Regions from separate parts of the Homo sapiens genome. Here region 2 is linked to region 1. Evidence: read pairs that join two places in POLR2A ChIA-PET (ENCODE). Cell type or tissue: GM12878. All regions are shown on one strand. Each heading gives the region's core, and the rest is flanking DNA. Links, peaks and the distances in the headings are about the cores only.

Region 1 (5,378 bases), core at 168-5,167:
TAGCCTGGATGTAAAACCCCATCTCTACAAAATATACAAAAATTAGCCAGGCGTGGTGATACATGCCTGTAATCCCAGCTACTTGGGAGGCTGAGGCAGGAGAATCACTTGAACTCAGGAGGTGGAGGCTGCAGTGAGCCGAGATCGAACCACTGCACTCCAGCCTGGGAGACAGAGTGAGACTGTCTCAAACAAACAAACAAACAAACAAACCCATTCTCCTTTCAAAGCTCTTAAGGACCTGGCTCCAACCCATCTTACTAGCTGCAAATCCTGCCACTTTACCACACTCCCAGTCACACCAGATACTAAATGCTTTCTAATCCCAACCCCTACCCCCACATCCGAATCTTGTCATTGTTGTTCATGTGGTTCCTCTGGCTAGAATGCCCTGCCACCCTTCATTTTCTCATTTTTAATTCCCTTGTCCAGGTTGGGAATGGTGGAGCATGTCTGCAATCCCAGTACTTTGGGAGGCCAAGGAAGGCAGATGGCTTGAGCCCAGGAGTTTGACACCAGCCTAGGCAACATAGCAAGACCCCATGTCTACAAAACATTTAAAGAAAAGTTAGTTGGGCATGGTGGCACATGCTTGTAATTCCGGCTACTTGGGAGGTTGAGACAGGCAGATTGCTTGAGTCCAGTCCGGGAGTTTGAGACTGCAGTGAGTTATGATCACACTACTGCACTCCAGCCTGGATGACAGAGTGAGACCATCTCTAAATTTTTTTTTTCTTTTTGAGACGGAGCCTCGCTCTGTCATCCAGGCTGGAGTACAGTAGCGTGATCTCTGCTCACTGCAACCTCCACTTCCAGATTCAAGTGATTCTCGTGCCTCACGCCCAGCAATGTTTTGTATTTTTTGTTGCTGTTGTTGAGACACAGTTTTACTCTGTCACCCAGGCTGGAGTGCAGTGGTGCCATCTTGGCTCACTGCAACCTCTGCCTCCCGGGTTCAAGCGATTCTCCTGCCTCAACCTCCCAAGTAGTTGAGACTACAGGCACGCACTGCCACACCCACCCTAATTTTTTAATATATTTTTAGTAGAGACTGGATTGCTCCATATTGGCCAGGCTGGTCTCAACCTCCTGACCTCAAGTGATCCACCCGCCTTGGCCTCCCAAAGTGTTGAGATTACAGACATGAGCCACCGCACCTGGCCTAAAATTTTTTCTTTCAATAAAAACATAATAATAACTCCCTGTCCAAGGCCAGGCACAGTGGCTCACGCCTGTAATCCCAACACTTTGGGAGGCTGAGGCGGGTGGATTACCCAAGCTCAGGAGTTCAGGACCAGCCTGGCCAACATGGTGAAACCCTGTCTCTACTAAAAAAATACAAAAATTAGCTGGGTATGGTGGCAGGCACCTGTAATCCCAGCTACTTGGGAGGCTGATATAGGAGAATTGCTTGAACCCAGGAGGCACAGGTTGTGGTGAGCCAAGATCGCGCCATTGCCCTCCAGCCTGGGCAAAAAGAGAGAAACTCCATCTCAAAATAATAATAATAATAATAATCCCCTGTCCAAATATTACCATCTCTAGGAATTTTCCCTTACTGTTTCCCTTTTTCCCCACAGGCACAATTAATAGATTCTTCTGGCATTTACAACCATCTCTACTGCTCCCCTCACTTTGTACTCTTGTATAGTTATACATGTGTCTGTAGTTCCAAGGTGATGGAATGGATCATGTTTCTATTTATCTGTGTATGCCCAGTGTTTGACTCTTGATAGATTATGAATACTTGTTGAACAAGTGAATGAATGGATGAATGATTGTCCTGCATGTCTAAGACACCCAATCACACCTGACTGGCTTTTATCTTCAGTTTATAGACATGCTCATCTCAAAAGGCCAGCTCTCCTTTGATCCAATGGTGATTACCCTATCACTGTTCTTCATTTCATGGCCCCATTAGTTGAGCAGTTTGTCTTGCTTGCTGTCTTCCCGCCTTCACTGCCCAGTCACTGCTCAGCCTTACCACTCCACGGAAACCACCCTTGTCAAGGGCGCCCGTTATCTCCCAGTTGCAAAACAAAATGATCGTTTTCAATCCTTGTCTTATTAACCGTTTGCCTCAGTTGACTTTGTAAACACACCTTCCTTCTTGAATCTAATTATTTCCTGGACTAACGCTTTCTTCTTAGCTTCTCCATATGCTCTTGTCCCTTTGCCAGGACACAGTTTCTGTCCCTAGTCCTATCCTCCTCTTGTTCACCCAACACTCTGGGCGATCTCTTGGCTTCAAGCCTTATCAATTCGCTGCCAAGACATCAAACTTGTGCCTACATACGGGACATTCTTCTGCCTGCTAGGTGCACCTGATGAGGCTCACTAGGCCTGTATGTGTGGGAGTTTTGAAGTTCGGGAGTTTGAAGATGAATTCAGGCACTACAGCAATGACGTCCAAAGTGGTGCCTCTGCTGCTGCTCTGATCCCTTGCTATGTGCACTAATACTGCACTCAGAACTAGTGACCTTGTTAAAACTAGCATCTGTCTGGGCACGGTGGCTCATGTTTTTAATCCCAACACTTTGGGAGACCAACGCAGGCTGATAGCTTGAGGTCAGGAGTTTGAGACCAGCCTGGCCAACATGGTGAAACCCTATTTCTAATAAAAATACAAAAATTAGCTGGGCGTGGTGGTGCACATCTGTAATCCCAGCTACTGGGGAGGCTGAGGCATGAGAATCGCTTGAACCTGGGAGGCGGTGGTTGCAGTGAGCTGAGATTGCGCCACTGCACTCCAGTCTGGGCGACAGAGCAAGGGACTCTTTCTCAAAAAAAAAAAACCCAAAAACGGCCGGGTATGGTGGCTCATGCCTGTAATCCCAGCACTTTGGGAGGCCAAGGCGGGCGGATCATGAAGTCAGGAGTTCGAGACAAGCCTGGCCAATATGGTGAAACCCTGTCTCTACTAAAAATACAAAAAGTAGCCAGGTGTGGTGACAGGCGCCTGTAGTCCCAGCTACTCGGGAGGCTGAGGCAGAAGAATCGCTTGAACCCTGGAGGCAGAGGTTGCAGTGAGCTGAGATTGTGCCACTGCACTCCAGGCTGGGCAACATAGTGAGACTCCATCTTAAAAAAAAAAAAAACCACTAGCATCTATCTGACTGGTCACTATTTTACTCAATGGCTCTGCACGCCATCAGAGCAAACGCCAAAGTCCTTACAATGGACCAGAAACCTTAGCAGGCTGTACACAGTTTGGCCCCATTATCTTCCTACCTCATTTCTTATTTCTTTTTATCTTCCTGTGTGTGTGTGTGTGTGTGTGTGTGTGTGTGTGTGTGTGTCACAGAGTTTTGCTCTGTTACCCAGGCTGGAGTGCAGTGGCACGATCTCAGCTCATTGCAACCTCTACCTCCCAGGTTCAAGCAATTCTTGTGCCTCAGCCTCCTGAGTAGCTGGGATTACAGGTGCCTGCCACCACGCCCGGCTAATTTTTGTATTTTTAGTAGAGGCGGGGTTTCACCATGCTGGCCAGGCTGGTCTCAAACTCCCAACCTCAGGGTGATCTGCCTGCCTCAGCCTCCCAAAGTGCTGGGATTACAGGAGTGAGCCACCACGCCAAGGCCTCATTTCTTATTTCTATCCACTCTGGCTACTGCAGCCCAAACCTTCCAGCTGTTCTTTCTTTTTTCTTTCTCTTTTTTTTTTTTTGAGACGGAGTCTCGCTCTGTCACCCAGGCTGGAGTGCAGTGGTACAGTAATGGATCACTGCAGGCTTGAATTCCTGGACTCCAGCACTTTCCCTCCCTTAGCCTCCCAAGCACAGCCACTGTGTTGGCTGCCAATTTTTTTAAACTGTGGCAGGATCTCACTACGTTGCCCAGGCTCCTGAACTGAGTAGCTGGGATTGCATGCATATGCCAGCATGCCCTGCTCTTCTAGCTGCTTTTTTTTTTTTTTTTTTTTTTTTGAGAGGGAGTCTCGTTCTATCGCCCAGACTGGAGTCCAATGGCACCAACTCAGCTCACTGCAACCTCTGCTTCCTGGGTTCAAGTGATTTTCCTGCCTTAGCCTCCCGGAGTAGCTGGGACTACAGGTGCCCACCACTATGCCCAGCTAATTTTTGTATTTTTAGTGGAGACGGACTTTTGCCATGTTGGCCAGACTGGTCTCAAACTCCTGACCTCAGGTGATCTGCCTGCCTTGGCCTCCCAAAGTGCTGGGATTACAGGCGTGAGCCACCGTGCCCAACCTTTCCTTTTTTTTTTTTTTTTTTTTTTTTGAGATGGAGTCTTGCTCTGTCTTCCAGGCTGGAGTGCAGTGGCACGATCTCTGCTCACTGCAAGCTCCGCCTCCTGGGTTCACTCCATTCTCCTGCCTCTGCCTCCCGAGTAGCTGGGACTACAGGCGCCCACCACCATGGCCGGCTAATTTTTTTTTTTTGTAGTTTTAGTAGAGACGGGATTTCACCATGTTAGCCAGGATGGTCTCGATCTCCTGACCTCGTGATCTGCCCGCCTCGGCCTCCCAAAGCCTTTTCTTTTCTTTTCTTTTTTTTTTTTTTTTTTGAGATGGAGTCTCGCTTTGTCGCCCAGGATGGACTGCAGTGGCACGATCTCGGCTCACTGCAAGCTCCGCCTCCCGAGTTCACGCCATTCTCCTGCCTCAGCCTCCCCAGTAGCTGGAACTACAGGCGCCCGCCACCACGCCCGGCTAATTTTTTGTGTTTTTAGTAGAGACGGGGTCTCACCGTGTTAGCCAGAATGGTCTCCATCTCCCGACCTCGTGATCCGCCCGCCTCGGCCTCCCAAAGTGCTGGGATTACAGGAGTGAGCCACCCAAAGCCTTTTCTTTTTTAACTTTAATTTTAGGTTCAGGAATACAGGTGCAGGTTTGTTAATGCAGGCAAACTCGTGTCACAGTGGTTTGGTGTATAGACCATTTTGTCACCCAGGTACTAAGCATAGTACCCAATAGTTATTTTTCCTGATCCTCTCCCATGTCCCTCCAGCAGGCTCCAGTGTCTGTTGTTCCCCTCTTAATGCCCACTGGTTCTCGTTATTTAGCTCCCATTTATAAGTGAGAACATGTAGTGTTTGGTGTTCTGTTCCTGCAGGATGTGAAGACTAAATGAAACACTGATTTAGAGTCAGATGTCTGAGTCCTGACACTGCCTTTTAGAAAGAGGCTGGTTAATCTTGGGAGAAGTCACTTTGTCTTTCCAGGTCTGTTTCCTTACCTATAAAATAAAATGATTGAACCAGAAAAGAGATGGCAGATATGTTTCTCTTTTGGTGCTAAACCTGACAGATGACTCGTGGTTTTCTGGATAATTTGTTGAGAATACCAGGCACAGTGGCAAAGAATTAAGTTTGCTAGGAATGCTGGCCTCCAGCTCCATCCACGTTCCTGCAAAGGACATG
Region 2 (5,378 bases), core at 227-5,226, 78 kb after region 1:
ATTCTCTGAGATCATAACAGAGGTCAGTGTGAAGCTGTAGTTTAACATGTAAATACTCATTTTAGATCTCTCTACAGGAATATAAAGCATAACTTTATCAATGATATTGTGATATTAGATTTGTGGCCTCTGGAAAACAGAAGCATTGGGTTTCATTTTTGTGCCTCTCTTGTTTTGCCTCATCCTGAATCATGTTGGGAACAAAATACCTTAACCTTGGTCTTGATTCTGTCAGGCTAGCCCTACATTTCTTTGGTTTTTGTGGACACTGGATTATAAATCTTTCTTCAAATGTGTATGTTGTGCTATAAACCATTATATGGGCCACCCAAAAACCATGCTTTCAATGCCTTTACAAGATCTTGGGATCAGAGACAACAGTTACTGCATGACTATTCTCTGTGCGCACTGCGTGTTACTGAATTGGTGTCTTACTAAACTGGCTTGAAGTCATGGCTGGGCTTTATGATGCTGGGCTAGATACTTAACTTTTCAAAGATACAGTTTTGTCCTCTGGAAAATGGTCATAATTATAGAATCTTTTCCACAGTATTGTGAACATTAAATGAGAGAACTTATATATAGTATGTGCAGTAATAGGCACATAATAAATGCTCGATAAATGTTAGTTGTAATGTAACAAAATCGCATTTTACAGGTAACCTCTCTGAGCTTCAGCCACTTACGTAACTTTCCTAAAATTCCGAAGTTGTTAGAAAGTGACACTGCCCGAGTTCAATGTCTCTGACTCCACTGCTCTTTTCTTGGTGTCACCGATTCATAATAATTAGATTTGGGCTCAAATCTTAATTATGTTACAATCTAACTGTGTGAACATGGATCACTATTACTTATATTCTCTGAGCCTTAGTTTCTCAGTCAATGCTAGTCTCCCTAAGTCCCTTCCCCAGCTCACACCATCTTCAGAGCAAGCCCAGGGCACAGGAACAAGGATAGAGAAAAAAAAGAGAGGATAAATGATGAAGACACAGAATGGGCCGGGCCCAGTGGCTCCTGCTTGTAATCTCAGCACTTTGGGAGGACGAGGTGGGAGGACTCATGGGAGGATAAAGAGTGGCTAAGGCATACACTCCTTATGAGGTAGCTACTGCTCTTAGCGCTTTACCCGTGTTAATTTCATTTATCATTATCCACCAGAACATAGGTAATGTGTTATGATTATCCCCTTTGTACAAATGAAGAAACTGAGCTACAGAGAGGTGAAATGGTTTGCATACACTAGTAAGTGACAGAGCTAGGATTCAAACTAAGATATCTAACTCTTTTTGTTTTGTTTTTGAGATGGAGTCTCGCTCTGTCGCCCAGCGTGGAGTGTAGTGGCGCTATCTCAGCTCACTGCAACCTCTGCCTCCCAGATTCAAGCGATTCCTCTGTCTCAGCCTCCTGAGTAGCTGGGATTACAGGCACGCGCCACCATACCCGGCTAATTTTTGTATTTTTAGTAGAGACGGAGTTTCACCACGTTGGTCAGGCTGGTCTCAAACTCCTGACCTCGTGATCCACCCACCTCAGCCTCCCAAAGTGCTGGGATTACAGGCATGAGCCACTGTGCCCAGCAGACATCTAACTCTTAACGATGTTGGCCTCAGAGGTGACTCCACAGTTCATCCCCAGCATGATACAGGGCTTTTGGTCAGTGACTTATTGTGAGAATGAGCACCCAGCTAACCTGAAGGTCAAGTCTGGGCGGTGATCCCTACCACTGACCTACTTATTCCTGAAGCAGTTCTCCTCAATAATGTGTAGCCACTTCCACCAAGTTGCTCTTTTGCTTTGTTCTTTTCTCTTGGCTCTCCCTCATTCCTCCTATTCTGTTTATTCTGTCCATCTTTTTCCTTTTTTTTTTGTTGTTGTTGAGACAGGGTCTTGCTCTGTTACCCAGGCTGGAGTGCAGTGGCACAGTCACAGTTCACTGCAGCCTTAACCTCCTGGGCTCAAGTGATCCTCCTGCCTCAGCCTCCCAAGTAGTTGAGACTTCAGGCGTGTGCCACCGCGCCGGGCTAGTTTTTTATTTTTTGTAGAGACAGGGTCTCCCTATGTTACCCAGGCTGGTCTTTCGTGGGGTCAAGCAAGCCTCCCACCTCGTTCTCCCAAAGTGCTGAAATTACAGGCATGAGCTGCTGGGTCCAGTCCATTTTGTTTCTTTATCATTTATCCTCTCTTTTTTCTCTATCTTTGTTCCTGTGCCCTGGGCTTGCTCTGAAGATGGTGTGAGCTGGGGAAGGGACTTAGGGAGACTAGCATTGACTGAGAAACTAAGGCTCAGAGAATATAAGTAGTAGTTATCCATGGTCACACAGATGGATTGTCACGGAATAAGATTTGAGCCCAAATCTTAATTCCAAAGCTTGCACTTTTCACCAGGGCTAATTGTACACATACAGCCAAACTAGTTGTTAAAATGTGGAAGTCCCTCTGTGCCTCTTAGTGGAGAGCTGCTGCTTGAAGCCTCCTATGTGTCCACCACCACCGGCCAGGCCTCCCTTGCCCCTTCCCCAGGAACCCAAGGACCTGCTCATGAGCCAGCAACTAAAGGGTTAATATCCAGCCCAGCAGAGGCATCAAGGACCCAGCTCCAGCACCAAGGTTGGCTAGCAGATGCATGTTGGTGCCCTTGAGGCTCCCCTGCTCTTAACCACACTGCTGTGTAGTATCAAGTGTCATGCTGAGTACTGCTTAACATCACTGGGGGAGTTCAGAATGAATGAGAAAATAACTTCACAGCTCATTAATGAAAATGCCATTTGGGATCAAATCAGAAACACTGTGGAAGCTTAGTTGAATTCATTGCCTCCCTTGATAAAGTACAGAATGAAGAAGGTTGCATCTGCAGACAAGGAGAAATTCTCTTTGTGTTCTCACCAAGGCTGAGGTGACTGGATAGAGTGTTTCCTTAGGCCCTGCTCAGTCCCCACGTTCACTTCCGGACCTATTCAAGACACACACAAGAGAGCCCTCCTTCTAGGCCTTCAGCCTCTGGGGCCCTTGCTCAGAAGCTCCGCCACTCCTGCTTCTGCCCCTTCCTCCCACTGAGGATCCTCGGGCCTCAGAGGACCACAAGACTGGTGTTTACTTTTAGAATGGTTTCTATTAACTTGAGCAAAAAAATAAATTTTCGGTAGGGCCTGAGGTCTTGAATATCATTTCTAATATCCTCTCTTTGAAAAAGGCTTTCTGTGTCTCAAAAAGTAACTCATAAATAAACTTTTCTTAAAGCTAGACAGTGATTTTTTTGTATTCTAAAAGGACTAAATGAGTATGTTTTACTCTTCTCCAAATTCTATTGATTCCTTCCTATTGCTTCATGTTTGATGATAAACCAACAGATGTGTTGCCTGTGCTGTTTATTTCTCCTGCTTTAAAGCCATACTTCTCCTAATCTTTGGAGATTCCCCATGTATTCCTTAGGATAGGCTAGGTGGCTGTAACATAAAGACCTCCAAATGTCACTGGCTTACCCAGTAGAAATTTATTTTTTACTTAAGTAGCTTTCCTGGGTGTGCAGCTTTCCTGGGTATGTGTGTGTGCAGGTTCGGGGGTAGCTCACCTTCATAAACTCATTTGGAGATCCAGACTGGCAGCTGCTTTGCCATTTTTATCATATGATGGCCAAGGTTGCCTGGGCATTGCCATCCCAGTCAGCCAGAAGAGGAAAGAGCCCAGAGGAGAACGTGTGGTAGATTTTTATGGGCAGGACCACGTCACATCATGATGACACACACCACTTCCTCTGCATCCACTGGCCAGAGCATAGTCAGTGGTCACACCTCACTGCAATATGGGAAGCTAGACTGTGGTCTATGCTTCCATGGAAGGTGGTGACCTCTACACCTTGTATTTTTCATAATTAAAAAAATTGTTTTTTACATTATATGAATAGAGATAGTGTCTTGCTATGTTGCCCAGGCTGGTCTTGAACTCCTGGGCTCAAGCAATTCTGCCTTGGCCTCCCAAAGTGCCGGGATTACAAGGTGTGAGCCAGCACACCTGGGCTATTTTTCATAGCTTTCTTTTTTACATTTTTGCTTAGCTTTTTAGAGACTATCATAAAATATATTTTTCATAACTTTCAAATACATTGGGCAATTGCCATTGTAAATGTGCCTTCCTGAAGGGTGTACCTAGGGCCCTACCACTGCAGTTTTGTGCTCTTTTGTCTTAATTTCAAGAAGTAGCTTTGGTAACACAGCCACACGGAAAGGGGTGTTGATTACCCCTCTGGGTGAGGTAAGCAAGCTTAGCACATGGGGAAGTAAACCCAGGCTCTGCTTAGTGGACACCACCCTCTGTGAGTATTAACCATGTGTGCAGTGGGAAAGGCCTTCCTTTGGGGCCCCCAACTGACCACTGTGTGACCTTGGGAAAGTCACCTTTCTCTCTGAATCTCAGGTTTCTTATCTAGATCAACTAGCTGATATCTAAGGTATTTTGCGGTTTTAAGAGGGCACAATTCTAAGAATGCGGGCCATGGGTCATCCTGCAGTATAATACAAGCACAGAGTTTGATTTTACCGCTTCTACAGCCATTTAATCATTTTTTTAAAGATGGGGAAAAGGAAAGAAAAGAAAGCATGATGGCATTAAAGTGTTCATTGTTTCAGTGCTATTTAGGAAGCAAAACAGATTTCTGTGGAGCTAGCCTAATTGAATGGTCAACAACCCTGAAGTAATCAACCATGCTAAAATATACTCTTTTTAAAAAAGGTATTTTATTTATTTATTTATTTATTTTGAGATGGAGTCTTGCTCTGTCGCCCAGACTGGAGTGCAGTGGCGCCATCTCGGCTCACTGCAACCTCTGCCTCCCAGATTCAAGTGATTCTCCTGCCTCAGCCTCCTGAGTAGCTGGGATTGCTAAAATATACTTTTAATTTTTAGCAAGGGCTAACAAATGCCAGTTTAATACAACACATGGGTCCCGTCATTTTGGATATTTTTAGTAGCCTGTTTACCCTGCTTTGTCATTGTACTTGACCCTTTTGGGGGTACAGCTTTTTGGAGCATAATGCTCACCTAATGACTCATCCCCTCGAGGGAATTCTTTATTGTTGCTGTCGCTTCTAAAAAATGATGCAGCTCCTGAGCAGCTATATATTATCAATGAAACAAGTTTTTGCTTCTAGGGAATAGTAGTCAGAAACAGAAAGGAAATATTTCGGCTGGGCACGGTGGCTCACGCCTGTAATCCTAATGCTTTGGGAGGCCGAGGTGGGCAGGTCACTTGAGGTCAGGAGCTAGAGAACAGCCTGGCTAACATGGTGAAACCTCGTCTCTACTAAAAATACAAAAATTAGCCGGGCGTGGTGGCGCGCACCTGTAATCCCAATTATTTGGGAGACTGAGTCAGGATAATTGCT

Evidence for each region. ChIA-PET counts read pairs that join two places held together with the same protein. Peaks named below come from ENCODE experiments on the same cell type or tissue, not always from the same donor. Only the 100,000 strongest peaks of a DNase experiment are listed, where the experiment ranks them.
Region 2: POLR2A ChIA-PET joins it to region 1 with 9 read pairs; 4 of 35 experiments call an interaction of 5 or more read pairs at or near these places.

The regions. Positions count from the first base shown.
Region 1 is chr4:40,640,144-40,645,521 of GRCh38, reverse strand. No RefSeq gene overlaps it. Among named protein-coding and RNA genes, the nearest start is that of RBM47, 13 kb to the right of the region's middle. In GM12878, for the core only: no CTCF peak of the experiment used is centred there; no DNase peak of the experiment used is centred there.
Region 2 is chr4:40,562,566-40,567,943 of GRCh38, reverse strand. The region is part of intron 1 of RBM47 (RNA binding motif protein 47); the gene reads left to right. Among named protein-coding and RNA genes, the nearest start is that of MIR4802, 63 kb to the right of the region's middle. RefSeq lists enhancers at 2,432-3,008, 5,354-5,378. In GM12878, for the core only: no CTCF peak of the experiment used is centred there; no DNase peak of the experiment used is centred there; H3K27ac peaks cover 2,389 bases.